2 separate regions of the Homo sapiens genome follow, and region 1 is linked to region 2. Evidence: chromatin loops called from intact Hi-C (ENCODE). Cell type or tissue: endothelial cell of umbilical vein. All regions are shown on one strand. Links, peaks and the distances in the headings refer to the core of each region. The heading gives the core; the rest is flanking DNA.

Evidence for each region. Peaks named below come from ENCODE experiments on the same cell type or tissue, not always from the same donor. Only the 100,000 strongest peaks of a DNase experiment are listed, where the experiment ranks them.
Region 1: a loop joins it to region 2, with 2.2 times the contacts of the local background. A loop is called at or near these places in 17 of 110 quality-filtered maps.

Annotation. Positions count from the first base shown.
Region 1 is chr2:72,811,601-72,816,985 of GRCh38, forward strand. All of the region lies in intron 1 of EXOC6B (exocyst complex component 6B), which reads right to left. Among named protein-coding and RNA genes, the nearest start is that of EXOC6B, 12 kb to the right of the region's middle. In endothelial cell of umbilical vein, for the core only: no CTCF peak of the experiment used is centred there; a DNase peak (open chromatin) is centred at 2,381; H3K27ac peaks cover 319 bases.
Region 2 is chr2:72,859,709-72,865,093 of GRCh38, forward strand. No RefSeq gene overlaps it. Among named protein-coding and RNA genes, the nearest start is that of SPR, 25 kb to the right of the region's middle. In endothelial cell of umbilical vein, for the core only: a CTCF peak has its summit at 3,010 (motif pointing left); a DNase peak (open chromatin) is centred at 2,993; H3K27me3 peaks cover 284 bases.

The DNA of each region.
Region 1 (5,385 bases), core at 274-5,273, 48 kb before region 2:
TAAGACAATAAAAAATAAATAAAATTATAGACCAATATCTCTCATAAGTATAGATCAAAAATCCTTAACAATATATCAGCAAATAGAACTCAGAGACAAATAAAAAGAAGTGTATACAATGACCAAGTAGGGTTTATTCCAAAGAGGCAAGGTTCATTCAATGTTCAAAACAGATTTCACCAGACTAAATATTTTAAATCACATGATCATATAAAATGATGCATTATAAGCATTTAACAAAATTCACTCTTTCACAATAAAAACTCTCAGAAAATAGGAATAGAGGAAAATTTCCTCAAATTGATAAAGAGCATCCACAAAAAAACCTAAAGTTAACATGATACTTAATGAGAAAAGACTGAATGCTTTCCTTCTAAGATCAGGAAAAAGGCAAAGATATCCACTTTTACCAGTCTTAGCATAGTCCTAGATGTTCTAGCCAGTGAAATAAGGAAATAAAAGGCATAAAAATTGGAAAATAACTAAAACTCTCTCCATTTGCAGATAACACTATTGTTTACACAGAAAATTCCAAGGAATCTACACAAAAACTCCTAGACTAACAAATGAGTCCAGCAAGATCACAAAGATACAAGGTAAACATACAAAGATGAATTGCATTTCTATATAATAGAAAATGAAGACACAGACGCCGAAATTAAAAATACAATAACATTTAAAATCACTTAAAAAAAGAAAATGAATTACTTGCAGATAAATCTAACAAAATATGTGCCAACCTTGTATGCTAAATACAATGCTGAAAGAAAGCAAAACAGATCTCAATAAATGGAAATACATACAATATTTGTAGATTGGAAGACTCATTAGTAAAGATGTCAATTCTCCTCAAACTGACATTTAGATTTAATGCAATTTCTATCAAAATCTCAGCAGACTTTTTTGCTGATGTAGAAAAGATTATTCTAAAAACATATAAGGTGGCCTGACACTGTGGCTTGTGTGTGTAATCCCAGCTACTAGGGAGGCTGAGGTGGGAGAATAGCTTGAGCCAAGAGTTAGAGGCTGCAGTGAGCTAAGATTGCACCACTGCACTCCAGCCTGGGTGACTGGGGGAGACCCCCATCTCTAAAAAATAAATAAATAAAAATTTATAGAAAATTTTATATAAAAAGGCAAAGAAACATTAGCTAAAACTTTTGATAAAACAAGATTAAAATATTCTGATAAGATTAAAGATAAAGAAGAATCAGTCTACCAGTATCAGGATATTACATATAGCTACACCAATAAAGACAGTGGCCTGCTCCATACAAGGAAAAATTGGTAAGCTGGACTTCATCAAAATTAAAAAAACTTGTGATCTGCAAAAGACCCTTTTAAGAGGGTAAAAAAACAAGCTACAGAGTAGGAAAAAAATATTTGCAAACCACATATCCAATAGACTAGTATCTAGAATAAAGGGGATCTCTGTATTATTTCTTACAACTGCATATGAATTCTATAATTATCTCAAAAGTTTAATTGTACTTACTTCTTTATTTCAGAGACAGGATGCCACTCTGTCACCCAGCCTAGAGTACAGTGGCATGACATTGGCTCACTGCAGCCTCAACCTCCTGGGCTCAGGTGATCCTCCCACCTCAGCCTCCCTAGTTAGTTGGGACTATAGTGCATGCCACGATGCCCAGCTAATTTTTGTTTTCTGTAGAGGCCAGAGTCTCATTATATTGCCTAGGCTGGTCTCAAACTCCTGGGCTCAAGTGATCCTCCTGCTCAGCCTCCCAAAGTGCTGGGATTACAGGTGAGCTACCACACCCAGCCAAATTTTAAATATCAAATAACAAAGTATACCATCAAATCCACATTTATCATTTAAAATGCCTCTAATAATCTATTTTTCTTGGGGTTTCAAGAGCTTTTCTCATTTCACTTTCCTCTTATTTTTGCTACTCCAATGCCAAAAGATCATTGTATACCTCTTCCTTACAAATGTCAAGGAAATCCTTTACCTGACCAAAAACAAAATACTTGGCTAGCTGCATTATTTTTTTCCGTTTTAAAAAATGTATTCCATAAATATGACTTTCCTTAAATCAAACTCCATACCAAAAATTTTCATAGGATAAATTTAGTCCAGCCCAATGTCTGCTGTTTTTCTTCACTCATATTGCTTGATAAGACCACATTTCATATCAATATCTTTAGAATTTCATTGTTTATTAGCATCAGAGCTTCCCCAGGAAGTAGAAATTGGTTTGCACTGTGATGATTCTTGCTCGTTTAGATATTTCACTGGACAATGTGTGTTTTAAAATTCTAAGTTACAGGAAGTGGTAGGGAGATACAAAGTCAAGCACAAAGAGGAGGAAAGAAACAAAGGCACAATTTGCAAAGGGAAAAAAAACATAAAGAAGCAAGTTTTGAAAACTGATATGTTGAGAACAACAAGAAGAAAGAGACTTGGCTGGAATGTGCAACAAGATGTCAGTATGCCACTACACAATATCATAGTACCAAAAGATATGCGTGAGTCACAGAATCTGTCATGTTCCAGGCCTGTGAAAACAAGGTCAAATTGAAAGTCTGTGTTCCTCCACAGCTTTTTAATCAAAAACTATATAATGAAAGAGAGCCTATATTTTAATCCAAATCATCACTTTTGGCAAATGGCCTTCATCATTTATCTAACGTACAATAGAACATTTATTTAGAGTTCTAAACACTGGAAGCGTCTAAATACTGAAATGATAGAACTGTTATAAAAGAAGTTCGTTATTGTTGTCGTTGCTTTTGTTTTTGCTTTTATGTAATAATTAATCAATTATCAAACCACAGTAGTAACTGAAGGTAAATTCATGCAAGTTCAAAGTGCATGTCAATATGATGATCTTCAAGACTGAATGACAAGTAGGTGTTTTAACAGAGTCCCAGTCCATATGTATTATCATAAATCAAATTAAGGTAATCTAGTTAGTTGCATTGTGATGGTTCTTGCTCCCTTAAATGTTTCACTGCGTAATGTATATTTTAAAGATCTAACAGGTTTGCAGGTATGCAATTTATATTACATGCTTAAATTTCTTTCATCAAATCATTGTCCTCTTGGGAGTTAACAGATCTCAATTTTTTAAAAAAATTATAATTCTGCCGGGCGTGGTGGCTCACGCCTGTAATCCCAGCACTTTGGGAGGCCAAGGCAGGTGGATCACGACGTCAGGAGATCAAGACCACCCTGGCTAACACGGTGAAACCCCATCTCTACTAAAAATACAAAAAATTAGCCAGGCGTGGTGGCAGGCGCCTGTAGTCCCAGCTACTCCGGAGGCTGAGGCAGGAGAATGGCATGAATCCGGGAGGCGGAGCTTGCAGTGAACCGAGATCGTGCCACTGCACTCCAGCCTGGGCGACAGAGCGAGACTCCGTCTCAAAAAAATAAAATAAAATAAAATGGCTTTGTTTACTGATACCTCTTTATGACTAAAATAATAAAGAGGCAGGTTTGAAACTTTCGTTTCTTAAAAACAATGGTTTATTTACCAATCACAACTAATTCCACTGTACATACTCGTCATGCATTTAAGCAACATATAACCATCAAAGGTTTTTTACCCTGGGCGCCCAAATATCAAAAAGAAAAAAATCCGGGCCGGGTGCGGTGGCTCCCGCCTGTAATCCTAGCACTTTGGGTGGCGAGGCAAGCGGATGGCTTGAGCCCAGGAGTTCGACAGCAGCCTGGACAACAGGGCGAAACCCCGTCTCAAACAAAAATACAAAAAATTAGCTGGACGTGGTGTCGCGCACCTGTAGTCCCAGCTACTCAGGAGGCTAAGGTGAGAGGATCGCTTCAGCCCAGGAGACGGAGGTTGCAGTGAGCCAAGATTGCCCACTGCACTCTAGCCAGGACAAGAGAGGGAGAGACCCTGTTTCAAAAAAAAAAAAAAGAAAAAAGAAAATATCCCCCTTATAGAAAAATAAGCAAAAGACATACACAAAAGCCCTTAAACATATTATTGTGAGATTTTCAGCCTCACTCACAATAAGAAAAATAAAAATAAAAACTACACTGAAACACTACTTATCACATCATATTGACAAAAGCCCAAAAGTCTTTGGGTTGTTGAAAAAGCTACGGAGAACTTTATTGAAAGAGCTACAAAGAAATGAGCAATCTCATAGACTGCTAGAGGGAGAACAAAATGGTACAACCTCTAAAGTGGGTAATACCTACCAAATTCCAGATATATTCATCATTTTACTTAGCAATCTTACTTGTGGGAATCTATCCTATAGATACAGTACGAAATGTACAATAGGCCTAGCGCAGTGGCTCAGGCATGTAATCCCAGTACTTTGGGAGGCCAAGGCGGTCGGATCATTTGAGGTCAGGAGCTCAAAACCAGCCTGGCCAATATGGTGAAATCCCTTCTCTACTAAAACTACAAAAATCAGCCGGGCGTGGTGATGGGCACCTGTAATCCCAGCTACTCGCCAGGGTGAGGCAGGAGAATCGCTTGAGCCCGGGAGGCGGAGGTTGCAGTAAGCAGAGATTGCGCCACTGCATTCCACTCTGGGAGACAGAGCAAGACTCCGTCTCAAAAACAAAACAAATAAAAAAAGAAATGTGCAATAAAAAATGACCAATATTCAAGGCTATCCCTTCCTGCATTATTTTTTCTGGCAAAAGGCTGGAAATAATCCAAATATCCAGAAACAGAACTAGTTTAATAAACCATGATATATTTACATAATGGAATACTATGTAGCTATTTAAAAAAAATAAGGAAAACCTCTATATACTGATATGGACAAATCTCAAAAATATATGTATAACTAAAAAACTAAGCTGCAGAAGTCTATACAATAACACTATTTATTTTGTAAAAAGGAGAAAATAAGATAATATATGCTCCTATTTGCATAAGAAAGCAATGGAAGAATAAACAACAAACGAATAAAATGGGGAAATAGAAGGAATGAGACAAAAAATGTTTGTTAGATCTATGATTCATATCCTTTTCTTTCCACTTTTTAAATAAAATATTTCAAACCCACACAAGATAATTTACCTATATCATTTTTTATTTTCAAAATTACAGTAGATAAGATTTCCAGGAGCTCAGGTTCCTCAGAATTACATATTTGATCTGATGATAACTAACAAACTCTTGAAATTTAATACAGGAATACTTAGCAAATGCTACACTCCCATTTAATTTCTCTCTATGGCTACTAATTTTTCTGTGGTGTGAATCTAATCAATCAGATAACAAATCAGCATAACCTCCACTGGAAGAGCTTCAATGAAAATTGTTGTCTATTTAACTCAAACAAAATCAAACACAGAGCCCATTGCTAGCTAACTGAACCAAATCAACATTGTCTTATTAGCCACAGATTCTTCATAATTTTTTCATTTTTCCA
Region 2 (5,385 bases), core at 319-5,318:
AGTACAGAAAATTCACTGTGTATTAACAACAGTGGTGTCTTAATGAAAGCCAGTGCTGTGTTGTTCATCTTGTTGGAGGCAGTGTGGCAGAATGATGCAAAGCTGACTCCGAAGCCAGACTAGAGACCAAAGGATTTTGAGAACAGGGAGACCTCTCCTACCTGTGCAGGTACATGAAAGGCAAGGCTCCTCCGGACTGTACATCGGTGGAAAACCTTTAGATTCTGCTGCCACCTTGTGGTGGTCAGATTACAACATGGTGCCCCATGCTCTTGGGTTTTGCTAGGGCTCCTGCTTCATTCAGGTCTATTGTAGGGACAAAAAAAAAAAAAAAAAAAAAGACGAAGGCAAGCATACATAGTATTTTGTATATGCATTAAACAAGAATAGACAAAAAAAAATTGTTTAAGCATGAGAGATTATAGCACAATGATAAGACCAGTATCTTTGGAGCTATTCTAACTTCATTTATACCCCAAACTTCATTTATACTCCTGACTCAGCATTGGACTAGCTGTTTGATGCTGGGCAAGTCACTCTTACCCCTCTGTGAGCACTGTCTATTAAGTGGCAATAATAATAGTACCTCTCTCATGATGAGAGGTTAAATGAGGCAGTGATTGTTTGGCACTGAGTTCCTGGCATATGATTCTTGGTTAATAACAAATGATTGATATAGGTTGTATTAGTCCGTTTTCATACTGCTATAAAGAACTGCCTGAGACTGGGTAATTTATAAAGAAAACAGGTTTAATTGATTCACAGTTCAGCATGGCTGGGGAGACCTCAGGAAACTTACCATCACGGTGTAAGGTGAAGGAGAAACAAGGACCTTCACGAGGTGGCAGGAAGGAGAAGTGCCGAGCGAAGGGGGAAGAGCCTCTTACAAAACCATTAGATCTCCTGAGAACTCACTCACTATCATGAGAACAGCCTGGGGGAATCTGCTTCCATGATTCAATTACCTCCACCTGGTCTCTCCCTTGACACGTAGGGATTATGGGGACTACGATTCAAGACGATATTTGGGTGGGGACACAAACCCTAACCATATCATTGGTGAACAAGGAAATCAGGCTAGTTCCTTTCTGGGAGCCTTTTCCTTTTTTTTTTTTTTTTTTTTTTATGTTGGGTGCAAAATTGGAACTAACCAAAATTCTTGGTTTATAATGCATGTTCATCACTGGTCATGGAACACACACAAAAAAATGTGCTTGTGTGTTGGGAATGGATGCCTAGAAACTATCTGGATGCAACAGTTTAGTGTAATTCCAGGATTGAAAGAATACAACACACACCCACTTGTGAACACACATACATATATACACACATACACTCACACAAAAGGGGAAGCACATTCCAATTGGTTACAGTAACTCATTTCATCCTTATGCCAATTTTGTCCTAAAGGAGGACCGTTCCCTATCTTATCTAGGATATGCAGGTATGGAACCTGCAGGATTTCAAGGTCACCTTTAAATCTAGTGGGCATGAGCTTTAACCTATGAGGAAGGATGCATTCTGACTCTTTTTTAGAAGGATACAGTGAGCAAAGTGGAGGGAGTAAGACCCCCTACTGAGACAGATGGCTAAGCCCTTCCTGAAGGATAAGGTAAATAAGGGGTTGGTATTTTGCATTTTCTTCTAGTGAAATTTGTCTTTCAGCATTTAAAAATAGCTAACTCTGTTCTTTTATGAATTATTTTCATAGTTATGTCTTTACTCTCTTTTTAAGGGCTTTTTTATTTTTCTAAAATTCAAAGTTGAATATTCAGTTTATTAATTCTCTCTCAGCTAACAAAAACTCTTAAAGCTGTGAAATGACATATGAAAACACAGCTTTGTCATGTATCTCACACTTAAAATGTTGCATTTTCTTATTCATTTTTTCTCTAAAGAATCTGATATGGTCATCTTGATTTCTCTATGACTCTCGTGCTATTGGATAATTTTCCCTCTTTTTTGATTTTCACGTGGCTGGTTTTCAGGTTGTTTTGTTTTGAGGTATTCACTGGTTACAATGTGGCTAGAGGGTGTGGTCTATATCACTTCTGCTTCTGGAAATTTATTGAAATTTCTTATATGCAGTCCATTTTTATGACTATCTGTAGCTGATATGCTTTTCACAGGCCACAGGTTCAAGTTTGGTTAGAAAATGTAACATTATTTTCTATTACACAGTTTTCCTCTATTTTGAATATCCATTACTCCTAATGCATGTGCCCACAGACATTTTAAAATATAATTAAAAAAAATAAAAACCACAACAAACCACCAACCACACACACACCTAATGTTAGTCATCTCCAGGTAAACTCAGTAATTTTTTTCCAAGATTTTCCCAGTTAGTGTTTCCCCTTTTCCCAGGGGGGTTGGATCTAAGTCGTGGAGGTACTTTAGTAGCATTAAGGGAGGGTCATCTGAATGTTCTGGGGTCATCACCTTTCCACTTTAGTATCCATTGAGATGTACGTCATCTTCCCCTCCCAGCCTTTGTCGCCTTCCACAAACTTTGCAGACATTAGCTTAGTGACCTGTTTCCCACGTTTCCTAGTTCTGGGCACATGCATTTCTCCATCGGACCTCAAGGCCACTTCCACTCTCCCAGCCACCTGAGTGCCCCTCTTGGGCAAAGGGAAATCTTTGCATATTCTCGCGAGCAACTCTAGTATCTGAGGAAACGTGAGGCTGACCAATCTCCTCCAGTCCTTTGACAACCTTAATTGTTTGCGCGGCTACTGTGGGCTGACTTCTGCAAGGCTTATTGATTCCCTGTTTGTTCCGGAAATGTGCACTTGATGTGATCTCACATCTCTAGCTGGGGGGATTTTCATACCCCATTCAGGGCAGTTTCAACCCCTGAGAGCAGGTGCAGTGGACAAAGGGCACAGCCCCTTCCCAGAGACCCACGCTGCATCAGACTCTCGGTCTTACCGACGTCGCTAGTCCTGAGGCTGCTCGCCCCAACCCACCAGGTCCCGGCTGCGCTTTGGCGCCACCTAGTGGTGTCTTGGCGGCTCTGGCGTAAGCCGGCTTAGGATGCTGAGGGTGCTGTTGGGAAGGAGTCTCCGCCAGGCGGGGCCTCCCAGCGGAGCTACGAGCTCTCCAGGATCCGCCCGGTTACCGATGGCACTTGCTTTCTTGGCGGCTTCTGGGGAGACCGAGCAACGAGAGCACCGAGGACACAAAGGTCCACTTTCTACTTCTGGGTTTCCAAAAATAAGGCGGCCTGAGTTTTCAGCGCCTGGTCTTCCCACCACACCCTACCAAAGAAAGGAAATCACCTGGCGTAGGAAACAAGCCCTACCTTGCGCTTGTTTTCAGAATTCACAGATGGTGCAGGCGTGTTACCGTCGGGTTTACCCACTATCCCTCTATGCGTGTTGTGGGCACCTGAAAAGGAGGTGATAGCCCCTCTCTGTAAATGTGCAATTCCCCCTGCCCAGCCAAGGGAGACGCCAGGATGCAGAGTGCCAGGGTCAGGCAGGGCAGGAACCCAGGCTGCCGCAGCCGAAGGAGAGAAACCAAAGTTCCAGCCAACCCAGCCAAGCGAAGTGTAGCCAAGAGCTGGGAAGGAGAGAAACGGGAACCCGAACGAAGTCCCAAAGGAAGAGGCCTACATCAGAGCCCAAGCGTTCAAAGCAGCAAACAGGAGACGTGGCTGGAGGGGTTCCCTGAGTCACAGAGGCTGGCTTCTCATAGGGAGGGGCCCCAGGAGAATATAGGCCACTGAATTTTTTCCTTAAGTTTTATTTTGTCTGATATTAAATTTGCTAAACTTCTTTATACCCAACTTTTAAAACAATATATTATCTTTACTGTGGAAAAATGTGGAAAATTGGGGAAAACACATCCTGTATAACACGTAGAAAGGCTGCTGTTTATTTGTGTGCATGTGTGTGTGTATATATATATACATGTTTTCTAGGGATGCTGGGACAAATTACCACAAACTGGGTGACAACACAGATTTATTCTCTGCCATTTATGGAGAAAAAAGGCTGAACTCAAGATGTCTGCAGGGCTACCCTCCCTCCAAGGGCCCTAGAGGAGAATTTTTCTTGCTTCTTCCAGCTTTTGGTGACTCCAGGAGTTCCTTGGCTTGTAGCTGCATAACTCCAATCTTGGTATCCATCCTCACATGGCCATGGCTTTCTCTGTGTCTGTGTCTTCTCTTCTGTCTCCTATATAAGGATCGTTAAATTTAGGACTCATCCAGATAATCTAGGATGAGCTCATCTCAAGATCATTAACTCAATTATATCTACAAAGATACTATTGAGGAGCGTGGGTATTAGGACATGGATGGATATTTTTAGAGGTCATGATTCAACCCATTACAGTGTATGTGCATGTGTGTGTGTATATATGTATATGTTTTATGCACATATATATGGAGAAACAGAAAAAAACAAGCTACGATTCTACTATTCACATTTTGACGCATTTTCTTCAGGTGTTGGTGTTGGTTTTATGCAGAAATAAAACTTTTAAATGAAATTTAATTCATAGATGATATACGGATTTTATTCTATTTTCCATAATGATTTTTCCATCTTTAAATATTAATTTAAAACATAACTCTAATGGTTGCATCATAAACTATCTTAAATGTGCTATATTTTATTTAACCATTCAATTAATATTGAATACATAACTTTTTGGTGCTATAAATAAATGATGAGGTAGTGAACAAAGTAATAAAAATCTAGCTTCTAAGGAACAATTTGTTGTTTTTGCCACCTCACATCCATTGCCCCTTCTTCATAATATTACCTTAATTTTTCTTGGGGAACTAACATTTCTCTATTGGCTAATGATTGGCAAGACGATCAATTAAGATGCACTGAATATTTTTAGATTAAAAAATAGATGTGAAACCTAACTTACGATAGTTGGATGCTCTCTCCATAGCAACTGAATCTTAAGAAAAGTAAGACTGAAAACAGCTGTAGCTGATTCATCTGGTAGCTGATTCATCCTGTAGCTGATTCATTGTTTTCTGTTACCTGGTTCTCCAGAGCCACCCTGGTTCCTGCCCTTTTGGGGCCTAACTTTTCAGCTTTCTTTTTCAGTTCTATTAGCTGAACCAAAAATTTATGTTTTATTTTGTCTGAGTTGATTTCTGCTTTTGCAAACAAAGAATCTGAACTTCTACAAGGTGAATACTTCTGATTCATTTGTTTTTGGTATTTTTTGCTTTCTAATACAAATATTTAGTAATATAAATTTTCCTCTGAGAACAATTTTGTTGTTATACAAAATTGTTTTCTCACTGCTACTTTTTTTTTTTTTTTTTTTTGAGTTGGAGTCTTGCTCTGTCGCCCATGCTGGAGTGCCGTGGCGCGATCTCAGCTCACTGCAACCTCTGCCTCCTGGCAATTC